2 separate regions of the Homo sapiens genome follow, and region 1 is linked to region 2. A link is a loop called in an ENCODE intact Hi-C map of the cell type or tissue named here. Cell type or tissue: endothelial cell of umbilical vein. All regions are shown on one strand.

The links. Hi-C counts contacts between places; a loop is a spot of excess contacts. Peaks named below come from ENCODE experiments on the same cell type or tissue, not always from the same donor. Only the 100,000 strongest peaks of a DNase experiment are listed, where the experiment ranks them.
Region 1: a loop joins it to region 2, with 6 times the contacts of the local background. A loop is called at or near these places in 1 of 110 quality-filtered maps.

What each region holds. Positions count from the first base shown.
Region 1 is chr2:137,968,061-137,970,560 of GRCh38, forward strand. It overlaps HNMT (histamine N-methyltransferase), which reads left to right. Exons shown (of 6, transcript NM_006895.3): 2 at 2,105-2,157. Among named protein-coding and RNA genes, the nearest start is that of HNMT, 4.8 kb to the left of the region's middle. In endothelial cell of umbilical vein, no CTCF peak of the experiment used is centred here; a DNase peak (open chromatin) is centred at 1,471; H3K27ac peaks cover 1,203 bases.
Region 2 is chr2:138,207,846-138,210,345 of GRCh38, forward strand. No RefSeq gene overlaps it. Among named protein-coding and RNA genes, the nearest start is that of LINC01832, 110 kb to the left of the region's middle. In endothelial cell of umbilical vein, no CTCF peak of the experiment used is centred here; a DNase peak (open chromatin) is centred at 1,306; H3K27ac peaks cover 513 bases.

The DNA.
Region 1 (2,500 bases), 240 kb before region 2:
TGGGAGATCCTCAGATATAAAATCATGTTAACTTTATCACTGAGATGATTTGTTTCCCTATAGAGGAATTCTTCAATCCCCTATTTGAGGGTAGATGGTGGGGCAGGGCTTGGGGGCAGGAAAAATTATAGTAAATAACTATAAATAGTAAAGTTGGTTATTGTTGTTGCATATAAAACATTTAAATCCTTGGCTAGAAAATAGTAAGTTTTCAATAATTATTTGATGTCATTATAATATGTGAAATGGGATGAATAATAGTATCTAACTCATAGAGGAATTTCAAGGATTCAAAGAGTTAATTCACATAAATCACTTACATGTACCTAGAATCATAATAATTGCTAATATATGTGGAGTGCTTGTCATGTGCAGATACATTTCTAAGAGATTTGCATGAATTAAATCATTGAATCCTCACAACTTCTCCATGAATTAGAAACAGTTATTAATAATCCTACAAGAGAGATGATATTATTATCTTATTTCACAGAGATGTCAAATAACTTGCTCAAGGTAACATAACAGTAACCTGGGATTTCAACTTGGGTGCTCTGCTTCATAGCCTCCCTATGCTGTCATAGATGTAAGCATTTTAAAGAATGAACAAAAGGTGTAGATAGAAATGGATGTGTTAGGACTCAGGATTATGAGTTGGAGGATAATTAGAATTGAAGAAGGCAAATCATTTATAGGTGTTCTCGACCCTAGACTTTGCAAGATTCCTTTAGAACCTTACTTCAATTTTTGTTCCCATCCTGTGACTGAGCAGGCTTTTTGCACTGTAGACAAAACACAGTTTTGTTTGCCATCCCAAAGTCCAAAGAAACAAACACCATCCTTTTCCCTTCATGGTTCTCCTACAGCAGTCATCTCTTTTCCTTCTCTCTTTCACCCTGTTTCAACAGACTCTAGATCTGCTTCCTCATTTTTGAGCTCAGTTTTAATCCCATTGCCATCTGACTTCAGTCTTCAATCTTCTTTTACAACTGCCATTACTAAAGACACTCGTATTGCCAAATTCGATGGAGATTTTTCCTTTTTTAAGTAGTACACTCTGCTGCTTTTGCCATGACGACGGGCTTTCTCTGCCTCCAATTACTCTGGTACCTCTCTGTGCTTTATTTCTTTTCTTCTCTGTCTTCTTTGTATATTCTTCACAATCCAGTGATCTTTAGAAGTTGGTATTGCATCACCATCCACTACTACTATAACTCTGCAATATCTTTGGGTGATGGAATCTACTTTTCTAGCACTGACCATTACTTTATGATGATGATTCTCCAGAATACATCATTGACCCTGATTTCTCTCCTCCCAGCTTAAATCTTGCAAATCCAAATGTCTGCTGAATTCGTATTTATTTTTTTTAAAAGCCCTGACAAAACATAAGCTTGCTGCCAAACTGTATTTCTCAGCTTCCTTTTTGGCATCACCCTTTGCCCAGTCATCCAAGCCTGAAACAGGGAAGTCACTGTGCATTCATATTTTTTTCTGACCTCTTCACATCAATCTAACAGCAAGTCCTACTGGCTTATTTCCCAATCTGTCCACTCCACTCTATTTCTAGTACCTGAGTCATAATTCGGGCTTTATTATCTCACATTTCATTTTGAGAGCAAAGTGATATCTGTTTTTTTAATGCCTAGGATAGAATACACATAATGCATGTTTAATAAACACTTGTTCATTAAAAGGAAGGTTAAAAAAAGGGGGAGGAAAGAAGGCAAACATTATAGATAGTGGGAACCAGCTGAGCCTTTCCTTTATCTACGATGAGTGGCTTATTATATGACTAGACTCAAAACTCCACTTTTTCTGTTCTTGTTCTCCAAGCCATAACCAAACAAATGGCATTTTGTACCTCTGATATGTACATACTGCCATTTCCAAGTCTCCCAGTTAAAGATTGTTAATGAATAAAACCTATATTTTGAAATATACTCTAAAGATGGCAATATAACTGATATAATTGGGACATTTCATGTTGGCCTAGTTTTCATTCATTGTATTTTTAGTCTGTTCTCTTCAACTAGACTAGATAATCAGATTTCACAAAGCACCTAACACATTTTTCTAAAACTACATAATTTTTTTCTTTCAGGATTGGAGACACAAAATCAGAAATTAAGATTCTAAGCATAGGCGGAGGTGCAGGTATGAGTAATATATTTTTAAAGTTCATATTTCACTTTAACCATTATGCTGTGTGATGACAATATTGTTCATTTTTTAGGAAGACTTTTTTTTTTTGCTTTTGGAAGAGATCGGCTTATTAAAACTAGCAATATTACTTCAACTAACATTAATGCCCCCATAGATTTACAGGGTTTAGGACATTAGCCTTCATTACTATCTCTATTGTGAATAAGTGATGTGACTTGTTCTTTTGATAGATGAAAAATCAAATAGGATAACTTTAAGGATAACTCTTATCCAAAATGATTAAAATACTCACAGAAAAGGAAAATCTCATAATAAGCTTCTTAAGTTTGTGCCA
Region 2 (2,500 bases):
AAGGAGTGTGGGAGGTGCATAGTGACCGCCCCGCCATCAAGAATGAATTCATCTTCTATCCATAAAATGTTTTACCTAGGCAAACTTGTTGATCTTTCATTGCCTATACTTCATTTTCTTATCTCTCATGCTCATTTCTCTATCTATTTATTCATTTTAGCTTCACTTTTCTTCATAGCAGGAATCTAGTTTTCTCCCCAATCTACTGTAGATCACTCTAGCACCCATGATGCCTCTCTATTCTGAACTCAATATATTTACTCTTTCATTTGGTACTTAATCTTGTCTTGTATTGTTACATAACTTTGCAAGTATTTAAGCCTAATCTCTTCAAAATACTGTACTTTTTAGAGAGAAGCCACTGTATCTTGTAGCTATTTGAATCACCCTAACAAGACACTTAATAACTATTAAACAGTTGATGGTAGATCATTATTTCAGCCACTAGCATAAGAAAAACCATCTTATTTTCACAATGATCCAAATTTATAAAGTCATATATCCTGTATCAATAGCATATGTTAAAATCTTTTGAAAACTCACATTTATAAGCTAATCTTATTCACATAGCCTTTCTCTGAGTTGCACAGTATAGAGAAAATTATCACTTTTAAAATGAAGAACTTGCACCCTAAAAATTAAGATTCTAGCCCTCGTAAGAAGGCCCAGGCTAGATTCAGGTCTCCAGACTACTAGTATTCCATTGCTCTTTCCAGAACAATACATCAAATTTAGGTTCTCAATATATAGTTCCTTGCACATACTTCTACCACATAAAAATGGACTGTTAACCTGGAATGTAAAATAATTCTATAACTTCATAACCTTTTCTGTGCCAGATTACTAAAATTCAGAAATTACCCTCCAAAGAAAAAAAGTGAATGCTAAATCTGCAACCCTTCTCTTAGATTGTTAGTTGGGTTATAAGAAGACTATGACATTGCTTAATGTACTTTGCTATTTGCTCAGAAGCACAGGAAAAAAAAATCATATAAGCTCCAGAGTACATAGTCTCATATTTGGCTCTGGAATATAAAGACCAGATTAGAAAATACAAATTCAATTTCATCTCTACCTCTGAAAGATTAAAACAGAAAACAAATCCAAACTCAAAAGATTTTTTTAATGCAACAGAGACTTCTTAACTGCCTGATCCACATAGATTGAATTTATTTAGCGAACACATGAATTCATCTATCAGAAATGTAGTCATTCATTTACTCAGATAGAAATCATTATTCATGCAAAATAAATGGATTCTACTTTAATTGTCTACCGGCAGTGACTATAAAGTAAGCTATGTGAGCCTTACAATTGAATCTTTACCACAGGCAGAAACAACAACATAAACCTCTAAAATACAGTTCACTGAGGTCATCGTTTAAGAGCTCATATCCTGTCCAATACTTCAGAATAAATTACATTATGCTTATGATGCAATTAATCACATCATAACTTCTGCACATCCAAAAGAAAAATCATTTCTCTTTATCTATAATCCTTACTCAATGAAAACTGCTCAATTATTCTCTGTATTGAAGGTAAATTACAGAAGAAAGTTAATTGCTTACCTACATGATATTTCATTTCTGAAGCCAAAATATTAACATATGCAACAACAATAAAAGTGAAGAACAGTAAATTGCATAAATAAAAGCGTGTTTCCATTTACGGGCTATAAAACAAACAAAATCTGACTTTAAAAGCTGTTAATATGTATAAATTAAAGTATAGAAAGGTCACAAAATTTTTTAAAACCTGATTCTTAGAAGGAAAAATGAAACAAAGAATCTTCATCATATTCATGATAGTTGGATGTCATTGATCACAACAAGGCATTTTTTAAATGTAGGGAGTTTAAAATTTGAAATTTAGCCAAAGAGCTTATGTAAAGTTGATGTTAAATTAACAGAGTCAGCAATCTCTGCTTTCAGAAGTATTTAGGTAAAGTTTTTGTTTACATTGATTATTAAGATCTATAATTCATATTTATACATATTTATATATAGACTTTTTCATTTCCTGGCAAGTGAATGGGCCAAAGTTGAGCTTGGGAAGATTAAGCTTATATATTTTTTGTGCCTTTATATTTAGTGAATGAAGTACCTCAAACGTTTTACAGTAACTCCTGTATATTATCTTGCTTTCTGTTATTAAATACTAACATTTTAAAGAATTTAAATGTAACTAAATCTCATTGTGCAAACTCTTATGCTCATGTTATATGTGTGCATGTAGCCTCAGTTTCCTAAAGAAGATGTTCATCATGGAGAAACACTCAATTTTTCCATCCAAAAGTCTAGATTTTGATTTGGTTTTCTAACATATAAAACTTTGTACTGGGAAAAATCAATCAATTATAGTTTCTCATTTATGGAATGAGAACAATAATAGCTTCCCTACTTAACTCAGAAATTGTGAGAGTCAAATAAATTGTATAACAAATGATATAAGTGTAAGAGATTATCTTTTACAAAATGTAAAATCCATTTATTATTTC